Regions from separate parts of the Homo sapiens genome. Here all the other regions are linked to region 1. A link is a contact called in ENCODE Hi-C or POLR2A ChIA-PET data. All regions are on one chromosome and are shown on one strand. The core of a region is the stretch at or near the end of the contact, and the rest is flanking DNA. Distances in the headings are between cores, read along the strand shown.

Evidence for each region. Hi-C counts contacts between places; a loop is a spot of excess contacts on that map. ChIA-PET counts read pairs that join two places held with the same protein, here RNA polymerase II (POLR2A). Pooled maps may share reads with other maps.
Region 2: a loop to region 1 is called in a map of PC-9, with 6 times the contacts of the local background. The contact joins two enhancer-like sites. A Hi-C loop is called at or near these places in 13 of 168 maps with a recorded cell type or tissue (CD4-positive, alpha-beta T cell, Caco-2, Calu3 and 8 more), 6 of 37 single-sample maps with no recorded cell type and 21 of 50 pooled maps. POLR2A ChIA-PET finds 5 or more read pairs at or near these places in 3 of 52 experiments (GM12878, HepG2 and PC-9).
Region 3: a map of GM12878 shows a loop between it and region 1 (9-fold over the local background). The contact joins two enhancer-like sites. A Hi-C loop is called at or near these places in 11 of 168 maps with a recorded cell type or tissue (CD14-positive monocyte, GM12878, GM13976 and 7 more), 35 of 37 single-sample maps with no recorded cell type and 21 of 50 pooled maps. POLR2A ChIA-PET finds 5 or more read pairs at or near these places in 8 of 52 experiments (OCI-LY7, PC-9, activated B cell and 4 more).
Region 4: a map of transverse colon shows a loop between it and region 1 (3-fold over the local background). The contact joins two enhancer-like sites. A Hi-C loop is called at or near these places in 5 of 168 maps with a recorded cell type or tissue (Calu3, MCF 10A, kidney and 2 more) and 1 of 50 pooled maps. POLR2A ChIA-PET finds 5 or more read pairs at or near these places in 3 of 52 experiments (PC-9, activated CD4-positive, alpha-beta T cell and activated naive CD4-positive, alpha-beta T cell).

What each region holds. Positions count from the first base shown.
Region 1 is chr1:234,497,472-234,500,700 of GRCh38, forward strand. No RefSeq gene overlaps it. Among named protein-coding and RNA genes, the nearest start is that of TARBP1, 20 kb to the left of the region's middle. RefSeq lists enhancers at 1,652-1,946, 1,941-1,990, 2,031-2,080, 2,491-2,580. Within about 2 kb of position 1,785, at least 35 of the 41 ENCODE cell types and tissues checked have a DNase peak (open chromatin) inside an H3K27ac peak, as active enhancers do; they include CD14-positive monocyte, GM12878, PC-9 and 5 more, where a contact is called at or near this core.
Region 2 is chr1:234,864,795-234,868,023 of GRCh38, forward strand. The region is part of intron 2 of LOC107985365 (a long non-coding RNA gene); the gene reads right to left. Among named protein-coding and RNA genes, the nearest start is that of LINC02971, 91 kb to the right of the region's middle. Within about 2 kb of position 1,542, at least 13 of the 41 ENCODE cell types and tissues checked have a DNase peak (open chromatin) inside an H3K27ac peak, as active enhancers do; they include PC-9, gastrocnemius medialis, heart left ventricle and 1 more, where a contact is called at or near this core.
Region 3 is chr1:234,842,999-234,846,227 of GRCh38, forward strand. The region is part of intron 2 of LOC107985365 (a long non-coding RNA gene); the gene reads right to left. Among named protein-coding and RNA genes, the nearest start is that of LINC02961, 85 kb to the left of the region's middle. RefSeq lists an enhancer at 46-165. Within about 2 kb of position 1,658, at least 15 of the 41 ENCODE cell types and tissues checked have a DNase peak (open chromatin) inside an H3K27ac peak, as active enhancers do; they include CD14-positive monocyte, GM12878 and endothelial cell of umbilical vein, where a contact is called at or near this core.
Region 4 is chr1:234,822,349-234,825,577 of GRCh38, forward strand. All of the region lies in intron 2 of LOC107985365 (a long non-coding RNA gene), which reads right to left. Among named protein-coding and RNA genes, the nearest start is that of LINC02961, 64 kb to the left of the region's middle. Within about 2 kb of position 1,508, at least 2 of the 41 ENCODE cell types and tissues checked have a DNase peak (open chromatin) inside an H3K27ac peak, as active enhancers do; they include transverse colon, where a contact is called at or near this core.

The DNA of each region.
Region 1 (3,229 bases), core at 535-3,034:
AACTGGCTGCTTCTTGTCTGTGGTCAAGGATTGTTTTGCATTGTTATCCATGATCTACAATTTATTGAGTTGTAAAATAACTCAAAGGCCGTGAAAGGTGCAGAGCCCCTATAGGATCAAAATTAGATAACCCTGAAGGGTGGGTGGGTGGGTTCTAGACCTTTTCCTATAAAGGGCTAGATTGTAAATGTTTTTGGTTTTGCAAGCCATATGGTTTTTGTACAGATACTCAACTGTCAGTGAACATGCAAGTAATCTTAGACAATATGTGAAGGGTGAATGCTGCTGTGTGCCAATAAACTTTATTTACAAACACAGGTGGCCAGCTGGATCTGGCTCACTGGTTGTAGTTTGCCAACCCTGCTCTAAACAATGCATAATTTTCCATTGAAGCATACATTTTACCCTACAGATGCAACAATAAGATGTTGTTACGGGCTGAATTGTGGCTCCCCAAAATTCCTTTGTTAAAGTCCTAACCCCTAGTACCTCTGAATGTAACTGTAGTTGGACATAGGGACATTAAAAGGGTGATTAAGGTAAAATGAGGTCATGTTGGTGGGTCCTAACCCAATATGACCGATGTCCTTATAAGAAGAGAAAATTAGGACTGGGCACAGTGGCTCATTCCTGTAATCTCAGCACTTTGGGAGGCTGAGGCAGAAGGATCACTTGAGCTCAGGAGTTTGAGACCAGCCTGGGCAACATAGTGAGACCCCCATCTCAAAAAAAAAAAAAAAAAAAAGAAGAAGGAGAAGAAGAAGAAACAATGAAGAAAAGAGAAGGCAACTAGGACACAGATAGGCACAGAGGGAAGACCATGTGGTAACACAGAGAGAAGACGACCATCTATAAGCCAAGGAGAGGGGCCTCAGAAGAAACCAACCCTGCCAACACATTGGCCTTGGATCTTCAGCATCCACAACCGTGAGGCAATATAATAGCCCTAGCAAACGAATGCAGATGTCTTCCAGTTTTAAAAAGACAGCTACATAATCTTGGGTCAAGTGAACAGGATGCTATTTTTCCTTAAAATTGTTTTATTAGATGCAATATTTGCAAGATACATTTCAAAGGTGGAGATAGGAGGAAGGTTTTGATGTCAAACAAGTTTAGAAACTATAGCAAACTGTAGTTCCTTCTTAGAAATCCACTACATTCTCAGTATGTGTCATGCTCCTGAGATATCCTGCAATCAGGTCTGTTTAACCTTTGCGTAACCCTGACTTTCCCAAACTTTGAATGCCTTTTCAAAAAGAGATACAATTCTGATTAATAACACCATCATTCTTGGAACACACTTTGGAAACACTAGTATGAACAAAATATGAGGCAAATATTCTAAGGATATAAAGATGCCTGTGGACTGAGCCTTGAGAACTGTGGGATTCACAAGGCTGGAAGGGAATACACGCGTTCCAGGTAGGGGCGAAGGGAAGACTCCTGTGGCCCGTCATGTGGCGTCATGATGTGGAAAGCAAGGCACAGAGGGGCCACACTGCCCAGAGCCGAGTGCTTATGTTGCTGTGTGATAGGAAGGCTGGTCCTGAAGGAAGGATCAGTGCCCCCTTGTCAAAGAGAACCTGAGGCTTTCAGTATCCAGTTGTAGAATAAGGAGTGGAATTCGGAACATCTGGCCCTCGGTGTCTTCCTTTGGGGGCCCTGGTGATCACTTCCAGCAGAACTTTATCGCCCGCAATGGGTTCCTTCTATGAGGTCTGTCAATGGGGTAAAAGCCCGGATGGTGCGCCCAATGTCAGCCCGAAGCCACCAGATGGCGCGCGGAACCCGCAATGCACGTGCGCCAGCCTCGCGTTTGTCCCCGCACTGGCCCCAGGCCTTGGGAAATGTGTCTTTCCCCAGCCTTTTTACACTTTAGGAAGCTCTTCTTTAGAGAAGCATGTGAAACACCCCCCTGCACAACTGTGCTCCTCCTGCCCTTCCCCTCCTGGGGACACATCAGCAGCCCTTCCCTGGTTTGAAGAGTTTCCAAGCCGAGGAGTCTCTTGCATGTTTGTTCTACTGGAACTCGAAGCAGGAAGCACTGAGCTTCCATTTTGTAACCCACGATCCTGGTGAAGACAATCGTTAGGGAAAAAACATCTTAAGGATTGTGTGTTAGGGCAACCTCATTTCTGGCGTGAAAACAAGCCCCGCAAACACCCTGTTGTTACTCTGGTGTTCTGACTGCAAACACGGGGGGATGTAAGATTTTTACCTAATCCCAAACCTCGGCCCTGAAGAGTTAATGATGTTACTCATGCCACTGGGGCACAAAAGAAAGACTTGCATGTTCGGGTGGTTATGGCTTGCCCAGAGCGGTGGAATGAGCCATAAGGCTGAAGGCCAAGGGACTCGGGCCACCCATGCAGTGAAATAATCCCCCAGAAATGCGGTGCCGGGAGTGGAAATGAAAGTAAAGAGAACAGTCATTCCAGGGCATTGGCTAAACCTGACTAAACCTGACTGATCATCAAGCCTAAAGTTCTCTCGACTCCCAAAACTGCAAATCTCAGATTTTGGGAGGTACTGCGTAGAAACCAGGAAATGACAGAAATCAAGCAGTTGGAACACTGTTCTTGTCCAACTCTGGGTCTTAAGCTCTGTTCTCATTTTCAGTTCCAAAAGCAATGAATAATTAATAAGGTAGTTTTTGAATGGAAAGCACATTTCAATGGATGAGTGATGATTTCCGAAGGGCCTCTGACAGTTTCTGTTTATTTCCTTCCTTCTTTCTCTTTTTGAAATAAAACCGTGGAAGTGAAGACTGAAGCAATATTCAAATATACAACAGCCTGCATGTTTGACCCATCAGAAACTTGCACCAATAATGAAAAGCAGGATCTAATATCTACCTTGGCACCTGCTGTATGCCTCACACTCTGTTCCGTGTTTTTATGGAAGTGATGTCTCATTTAATCCTCACAGTCATGGCTTGGTAGTTGGCACTGGCCCAGGTTTTTAGATGAGGACTCTAGGCTCCTATGAGGTTAAGCAGCTCACCCAAAGTCACACAACTAGTAAACTTGAGAACTAGGAATTGGAACTAGGTATATCTGATTTCAAAGCCTCAGTTCCTCTTCCTTTGCCCATGCATTTCACAGACTCATGGGACCTCATGGAGTTAGAAGGGATCTGGGAGGGCATTTAGACGAATGCTCTAAATAATGCATGAATCTCTTTTCCAGCATTCTCTGTAAGTTGAAAGCTAAACAAGTGTGAATGTGCC
Region 2 (3,229 bases), core at 292-2,791, 370 kb after region 1:
TTAGCCGGGCGTGGTGGCACATGCCTGTAGTCCCAGCTACTCGGGAGGCTAAGGCAGGAGAATCACTTGAACCCAGGAGGTGGAGGTTGCAGTGAGCCGAGATCGCACCATTGCATTCCACCCTGGGCAACAAGAGTGAAACTCGTTTCAAAAATAAAATAAAATAAAAAGAAAGAAACAAACAAACAAACACACACACACACACACACACACACACACACAGCACAACCTCTGCCCCACGTCTCTCTGAGCAGCGTGATGGAGGATGCAAGACCAAGTCCCCCTCAGTCACCAAACAATTCAGTGCCTGCTCCATGCCAGGCTCACTATACCCTCCTAACAGTCTTTCTAGCATGGTGGGACTCTGCTGTTTCTGATGGACAAAATATATCAGCCCCATCTTCTCTGGTTTGAAACCCTGGAACTCATGGCCCCTCATAAGTGACTGTGAGACCAGGCTCTGTGTGTCAAGCTGAACTCTCATAGCTGATGGAATGAGCACAGGAGTGAAGCCCCAGGAGGAGGAGGAGGTGAGTAGCTGCAGGCCAGGGCTCAGGCAGCCCGTGGGCTAATGTGTGCCCTCCTGCTGATCTGCTGCATGGCTTTACCAGGCTTAGAAAAAAGCATCCAAGGTTCCTTCAGTGATCCAGATAGTAGAAACACCAGGTCTCAAATGCCTCAGTGCAGCTGCATGTCGCCAGAAGCAGTACTGGGAGGCTCGGTGGATAGGACTCAACATTAGCTGGAAACACAGGCAAGTCAGACTGAGAATCCAGACTGAGTCAGAAGTCCCTGTGTCCTTGCCATGGGTGTATCAGTTATCAGTGGCTGTGTAACAAATTAGCCCAAAACTTAGCACTCAAAATGTGAGCATTTCTTATGTCATAGTCTTTGTGGGTCAGGAATCTGGGAGTGACTTCACTGGATGGTTCTGGCACAGGCTATAGTTCGGATGTCAGCCAAGGCTACTGTCACCTGAAGGCATGACTGGGGTTGGAAGATCTGCTTCTGAGATGTCCCCATGGTCACACAGCCTACAAGTCAATGCTGACTGTTGGGGACCATTAGCCCTCGCTGCATGGGCCTGTTTGTATGGTTTCTTCAATGTCCTCATGAGGTGGCGCTAGCATCCCCCAGAGTAAGTGTTCCAAGAGAACAAGGAGGGAAGCACCGTTTCTTCTTCTTATTATTATTTTTTTCTTTTTTTGAGATGGAGTTTCGCTCTTTTGCCCAGGCTGGAGTGAAGTGGCATGATCTTGCCTCACTGCAACCTCTGTCATCCAGGTTCAAGCAATTCTCCTGCCTCACCCTCCCGAGTAGCCGGACTTATAGGCACTCACCACCACGCCTGGCTAATTTTCATAGTTTTAGTAGAGACAGGGTTTCACCATGTTGGCCAGGCTGGTCTCAAACTGCTAACCTCAAGTGTTCCACACGCCTCGGCCTCCCAAAGTGCTGGAATAAGGTGTGAGTCACCTCACCCAGCCAGAAGCACCACTTCTTCTATAACCCAGCCTCAGAGGTCATAGTCGGTCATCTCTAGAATATCCTATTGGTCACACAGTCAGCCCTATTCAGCGTGGGAAGAGACTACACAAGAGCATGGGTGTCAGCAGGCAAGACTATCTGAGTTCATCTCAGAGGTTGCCTGCCACAATGGCGAGTTCTATCAGGAGGACGTCCCTGAGCTACAGCTGACGTTTGTGTCACCAAAAACCATGGGGCGTCTACACATCTGCACTTCCATATCTCTATGGGTTTGTTTTTTTAACTGCACCATTATCACGTGTGTGTCAAGGGACACATCGGCCTGTTCAGCAGAGGGGCGGAGACTTCTGACTCATTCAGGAATAATGGGGCCAATGCTCGATTCTGCAATAGAGCAAGTAACACCACAAAGAGGGGATAAAAGGCACATCCAGCCCGTCCTCACCTGCATCCTCAGCGGAGGGCCTGTTGAGGTGCTTGTGCTTAATACAGAGATGGTGGCCAATTGTCAGAGGGGAAGGACAATTTAGGGTGCAATGCTGGTTACTTTTACACATATTGTCTTCAACACAATCCCTGGATCTCTGTCAAGGCACAGGGAGCATTGAAAGAAATAGCAAGAGGCTGGGCGGGGTGGCTCACGCCTGTAATCCCAACACTTTGGGAGGCCGAGGTGGGTGGATCACCTGAGGTCAGGAGTTCGAGACCAGCCTGGCCAACATGGTGAAACCCTGTCTCTACTAAAAATACAAAAATTAGCAGGGTGTGGTGGCAGACGCCTGTAGTCCCAGCTACTTGGGAGGCTGAGACAGGAGAATTGCTTGAACCCAGTAGGCTGATGTTCTAGTGAGCCAAGATCGCTCCACTGCACTCCAGCCTGGGTGACAGAGTGAGACTCCGTCTTACAAAAAAAAAAAAAAAAAAAATAGCATGAGTGAAATTTGGAATTGTAACCCTGAAGGAAGAATAAGAATTGAGTGGGGAAAGACATTGTATTTGGTAGCGGGTTGTGAGCTATTATACTTGGGGCACAGCTGTCATACTTGCCCCCTTCCTTCATCAGATGGGGTTGGAGGCTGGACGAGATGAGGTCAGCAACACGAAGACAGGAAGAGAGACCTCAGTGTGGCGGTGGCTAATCTCGAGGTCACATCAAAGTCAGCCTACACCAGCAAGACAGGAGCCCAAAGGCAGAGTAGAGAGTCAGGCAGCATGGCAGTGAGTTCCTGAGTCACGGCCACCATGGAAAACCATATGCCACCAGGGAGAATCTCTGCATGTTCCCAGGACCCATTCCTGCCAGGGAGAGAGAGGGCTTGGCTCCCAGAAGTTATGTAGGTAGAACTTCGAGCCAGAGCCTGCTATTTTTGGGATCCACTGCCCTCGGCTGAACATAAACAACTGGAAGAGCCGAGGAAGCACCAGGCATCATGGCCCTGTGTGCAAGTCAGACCTGGAAGCGGCAGCAGAAAGTCAATAGGAGCCACTTCACTTTCCCCATCTGCAATAGCAGAAAAGGTTAAAACCAGCCAGGTTTCCATGCAAGAGATGCCAGTGTCCCCACAACCAGCAAGGTGGGCTATGTAGATTTTGCTAAACAGCTCAAAGAGTTACACAAAATTCTCCACACTAGTCAAGTTAAAATTTTAATTTTAGCCTGTTGTCCCAGCTACTCAGGAGGCTGAGGCAGGAGAATGGCATGAACCTGGGAGGTGGAGCTTGCAGTAAGCCGAGATCGCAC
Region 3 (3,229 bases), core at 408-2,907, 350 kb after region 1:
GGGCTGTCTATGCGCTCACACAGGAAGCCCCGAGAAACATGCCACCCGTGGCAGCCAGCTGGGCTTTCCGCAGAGCCAGGGTTCTGTCCCACTTGTGAGCTGCTTATCTCATCCTCCACCCACACCCCAGGGAGGCAGTGAAGGGCTTTCAGGCAGGAGCAGCCTCATAAGCACTATAATAATGTCAGTTGACTTGAGTTGACTAATATCATGACAGCGTGTTGCAGTCTTCAGAGAAAGATACTAAAATGGTTGTGCTATTACGGATCTCAGAGCATTAAGGAAAGTTGACCAGCTTTCACTGGGCTGAACCAAGGGGTGAAGCAGTCAGAGACAAGGCTGGGACTTTCCTGTTTCTGTAAAACATACTTCTTTCCATTCAAAAAGTTTTGGACAGGCAATATGCAAAAAGACAACTGCTGAATGATTCCACTTGTATGAGGCACCTAGAGGAGTCAAAGTCACAGAGACAGAAAGTAGAATGGTGGGTGCCAGGGACTAGGGGGAGGGGAATGAGAAGTTCGTGTTTAATGGGTACAGTTTCAGTTTGGAAAGATGCAAAGGCTTCCGGGATGATGGTGATGTTTGCACCATAATGTGAATGTACTTAATGAATGCCACCAAATGGTACGCTTAAAAATGCTTCAAATAGGCCAGGTGCAGTGGCTCATGCCTGTAATCCCAGCACTTTGGGAGGCTGATGTGGGCGGTTCACCTGAGATCAGAAGTTTGAGACCAGACTAACCAACATGGAGAAACCCCATCTCTACCAAAAATGCAAAATTAGCTGGGCATGATGGTGCACGCCTGTAATCCCCGCTACTCAGGAGGCTGAGGCAGGAGAATCGCTTGAACCCAGGAGGCAGAGGTTGTGGTGAGCCAAGATCGTGCCATTGCACTCCAGCCTGGGCAACAGAGCAAGACTCTGTCTACAAAAAAAAAAAAAAAGCTTCAAACGGTAAATTTTATGTTGTGTATATTTTACCACAATTAAAATGTATGGAAATATTTATTCTGATTCTTCAGTTAGATCATTTGTGGGTTAAATATGCCCCATGTAGCATTTCTTTCTGTAAATATACTGCCCCATCCCCCACATGGTATTAGACTGAGATTCCTAAGGGTAGAAACTATTTATCATTCATCTTTTTAGCCCCACTCCACCCAGTACAAAGCTCTATATAACATACCACTGGATAAATGTTATTTAAAGAAAAAAATGGATGAACAAGTGAACTCAGAATTCCCATACCGTTGCACCACGTTTTTTTCTAAACATGTGTTCACAGAATAGTAGCAGCAACAATGAGCATTATGAATGCCCTGTATTCAGAGTAAATAAGACTGTCAATCCAAAAGAAAAAGAAATAGTTAAGTGCATATATCTAGCCATATTGAAAGTTTCCTACCCTAAGTCCCCAGACAGCCCTCACTTGACTCTCATGAGTAGTAGGAGTGATAAACGAATGAATAAATGAATGACTTTTCTTCCTGGTCCACAGGCTTAGATTTTCCCAGTCTGGATATCAAGGGCATTCCATGCAGTGAGACTTTAAAGTCTCTAGAGAGGGACAGGAACCACCTGAAGTTGTTTCAGCTTAGACGTCCCTTTCCTTAGTAGCTCCTTCCTCCAGGGTGAGGCAGGAAGTGATCGCCAGCTGCCTCCCTGTTGACCAGGCTATGAAACCTTTTACAGTCACTTGGCTTCACTTCTGTGCTGTTTTTTTGGGTGAAGACTTTCTCATTTTCTGGTAAAGCAGATATTTAAGGGGCAGGAAACTCAACATCAAAAGACCGGAACAGAAGAGAGAAATCCTTGCATTATTCGGAACCAGCGAGTATGTATGGTGCAGGCAACTGAAACACCCTCTCTCTCTGCCTTTTTTTTTTTTTTTTTTGCATTGAACACTCTCAGTGTCTTCAAATTCCTAAGATTTTTTTCTTAACATCTCACATTTTATTAAATAAATCCAACCGCTGTGTATCACCGTCATTCTTAGCAAAGAATACATTAGCTATTTTCTTTGCAAAACAAAACCTAACTCTCATCTAAATAAAATCTACATGCAAAAGTAAGTGATATTTTCTGATCAGTACAATAGAATTGCCGTAAGTTTGGTCAAGGCTCTTGGCCTGCTTTCTAAAGATGTCCCTAGTATCTAGAGAGATCTCAAAATCTGTAATCATCGTGGGAAAACTTTTTCTGTGTTCAGAAATTCAGGATGACAAGAACTATCATTTTGGCAATATCTTAGAGGAGAATCTGAAAAGCTTCTGGCCACAGAAACGCCTAAATATGCTGTAGAAAAATAATAAGTGTGGTGTTAAAAGCACAGCTGAAATGAGTGAAGGAAATCCCAGAGACTGAGTATAAAGAAGGTCTGAGCACAAGAAAAAGTGCTGACACTTGGCTGCCTGAGCAGTGGGAGATCCGCTGAGGGAAAACAAGGTCACCTCAAGTTTCATAACCACAGACCACACTTCACATGGGTTTGGAGCTTAAGTTTACTCACCTGTATGGTCTAGGAAAGCTACGTCAATTAATTAACATAAAAGGAGTCCCAATATCACAAGAGCACTTGCCAAAACAAATAAAAAACTTCTCTATAGAAACCAATCTTCAACCTCTGCCACACAAGATTCCCATAGTGAGCACATTCTTTTAAATAGAAGCTCACAATCGAAAATTACAAAATGCGTTTAGAGACATGAGCAAGAGTGCACTACAAACAAGAATAAACAGACACAACGGGCGGCACAGGTAATGAGTCCCCAGAACCCCCAGAACATCAGCTAATAGAACTATCAGAAGGAGGATATGAATTGTTGTTAACATAACTGAAATGTAAAAGGAGAAATCAAAATTTTGAGAAAATAAATTTAAAAGACCAGGCATATTTGAAAAAGTACCATATGTTACCTCTAGAAATGAAATGTGTAACATTAAAAATAAAAACTTAATAAACGGGGCAAAGATTGCCAAAGAGAGAATTGATCATCCAGGAAGTGGTTTGGAAACAAATTACCTAGAATGCAACACAGAAAGATAAAGATATTTCTTACATGAAAGAGAACTTAAATACATGGAAGATGAAATGAGAAGCTCTAGCATGCATTACATAGGAGCTCCAGAAAGAAAGAATGGGGTAAGAGGCAATATTTTAAGATAGTGTCTGACAGTTTTCTAGAACAAGATGAAAATCAGATTCAGGTAGCATAATTAGTTCAA
Region 4 (3,229 bases), core at 258-2,757, 320 kb after region 1:
CAGCAACAAAGATGCTGCCCTTGAAGACTCAATCCTGTTAAATTCACCCCAAGCAGTGCCTCGTTTAAATGGGCTGCCACTTACCAGGGTTTGTAAAACCAAGTTCAGAAAGAACCAGAATGGAAATGCCCCCTCGGATCCTGAATTTCTTCCTTTCCCGCTCAGGGGTTTAAAGAGGCCCGACACTGACAGAGCTTTCGAAGCCTTTCCTGCTCTCTGGGACTCACCTGAGTTTAGTCACGTTTCTGTTGGCGTAAGGAAAAGCATTTTGCAACCACATCCACCCAATGATAGGATGGGAGGCCTCTCCACATAGTGAGGGTGGACCCTGTGTTTGCTGCAAAGGCTGTGCCACTGTCCACGTGGGATGCTGTAAAAGGGACTTCCACCTGGGTGGGCGGTGACATCAGCAGACCCCTAGGGTCTTTTCCAACTCAAAGCTTCTTTAATCATATGGTTTCAAGGCCAGGCACGGTGGCTCACACCCGTAATCCCAGCACTTTGGGAGGTCGAGGTCAAGAGTTCGAGACCAGCCTGGTCAACATGGTGAAACCCTGTCTCTACTAAAAATACAAAAATTAGCTGAGTGTGGTGGCTTGCACCTGTAGTCCCAGCTACTCGGGAGGCTGAGGCAAGAGAATTGCTTGAACTTGGGGGGCAGAGGTTGCAGTGAGCCTAGATCATGCCACTGCACTCCAGCCTGGGCTACAGAGACAGACTCCATCTCAAAAACAAAAACAAAAACAAAAAAAAAATCCTATGGTTTCAGGTAATGGGACTCTGGAAAGAATGGTGGCAGGACATAGGCTCTGAACCTGCAAGAAAGAATGATGGCTTGAGAAACAGAATTGATTTGATGTTGGGGGCCATCCTTACTAACAGGTCCCCCATGAGCAAGCTAATCCAATTCACGAGACAGAAGCTGGTCATTTGGATAGCTAAAAAAAAAAAAACCATCAACCATGACCCAGTTTCAGTGACAGTGCACAGTAATGGCCTCAATTAGGCGGAAATTGCTGGCGCTCCTGTTCTGCTTCTCCATGCTCATCCTCCTGAGCACTTTGCACCTTGATGGCGATGTGCGGTTGGTACACAATGTGTGTGAAAGGCGCTGGCATAAAAGTGGTTTTATGGCTGTAGCTTGGGTTTGTAAGCAGAGCAAACAGAAAAAAAACTCAGGAATAAAAGGGGCAATAAAATAATTACATAACGCTTTGAACTCACACTAAATACCACCTTTATTTCAAAGCTCTCAATGTGTTTTACAGGCAAGTTTAGAACTGTAGTCGAATCCCCTTTTATCACAGAGGAAACTGAGTCACTGTGCAGCGAGGGCTGGAGGGCATACAGGGTTTGTTACAAGGGAGGACTCTCGGAGACACCCCCAATAGAAGCCCTTCAGGGAGCGGGCCAGCGGGAGAGCACCCCCGACCACACCTTTGTTCTGCATTTATATGTACAGATTCTTATCCCTACGTATAAATTCTACCCACACATCCCGAGCCATGTCTGAGCCCCTTGACTCTGGCATTAACAATAGGAATAACAACACTTACCAGTTTTGATGCCTACCATACATCAGGCACTGCTTCCCCTACACCTCACTACCATCTGTGAGGTTGCTGTTATTATCCTCATTGTGTAAATGGAGACAATAAGAGGTTCAATGCTCTGGCCAGGTGACACCCCACACCCTCCAGCCCCAAACACACACACACATACCAGAGGTGGCCTCAGAGCACACACTTTCCTTACCACGGACACCTGCTTCCAAAATTAAAGAACCAGATTAACATTTTTCCAAAGAAGCCAGAAACTTCTATTTATCCCTCCAGTCTTCATTTCAGAATACGGAGAAGACCAGGACAGATTCTGACAGGCTTCCCTTAGAGTTGAAGAAAACAGTTTGGAAGACAAACAGCTAAAAAAAACAAAACCATGAGGTGAGCTGGACAGGCATTCTAAGATCTTAACTGTAAAGAGCTCCATAAAAGTTATAAGAGATTGTTAAATAATGGAGAGAATTCCAGAACTCCAAAAATATTACTATAGAGTGTTCAAATGAGGAAGAAGAATTTTTTTTTTTTTTTTTTTTTTGAGATGGAGTCTTGCTCTGTCACCCAGGCTGGAGTGCAGTGGCGCGATCTCGGCTCACTGCAAGCTCCGCCTCTCGGGTTCATGCCATTCTCCTGCCTCAGCCTCTTGGGTAGCTGGGACTACAGGCACCCGCCACCAAGCCCAGCTAATTTTTTTGTATTTTTAGTAGAGACGGGCTTTCACTGTGTTAGCCAGGATGGTCTCGATCTCCTGACCTCGTGATCCGCCCACCGAAGAATTTTAAAGTATTTATTGTTCTTAGATTTTGTGTGTGTGTGTGTGTGAGTGTATGTGTGCTTACTATTCAAAATTTGAAAACCGTCCCATTGAATGTATTTTAATTGTCTAATATGGGAACAACTCAAGAGTGACAAGATTACATGTCACTGACACAAGAACTACCCACTGTGGATTCTGCGGGACTCAATCACTCCTTCTAGGGCATGGCCACAGACCCCCCTAGCTCCAAGGGAACTCTGGCTAGCTACTCATCAAACCCGCTTCCCTTTCCTCCTGGGCAAGCTGGGCTCTATTTCCCAGGCTATTTGCAGTTGAGCATAGCCATGTGACTGGGTTCCGGCCAATTTTCCCTCTACCAGCGATCTGTAAAACTTCCTGGGCCGGTCATGGTGGCTCACACCTGTAATCCCAGCACTTCGGGAGGCTGAGGTGGGTGGATGACCTGAGGTCAGGAGTTCAAGACCAGCCTGGTCAACATGGTGACACCCTGTCTCTACTAAAAATACAAAATTAGCCAGGTATGGTGGCGCATGCATGTAATCCCAGCTACTTGGGAGGCTGTGGCAGGAAAATCGCTTGAATCTGGGAGGCAGAGATTGCAGTGAGCCGACATCTCGCCACTGCACTCCAGCCTGGGTAACAAGAGTGAAACTCCATTTAAAAAAAAAAAAAAAAGAGCTTCCTGGGCAATTCTCCACTGTCTTTCACTACCATCTGTCTCCTGGAGGTCAACACCTGGGGGATCTAGAAAACATACATCAAGGACGACAGAGCCTTCATCTGCCTGGAACATGAGGGGCTGGTTGGAACAGGACCCCTTTCCCATTCCCTGCTGCTGATTAAATGTGACTGATTTGGTGTTGAGAGCCATCCTAACTAATAGGTCCAACAT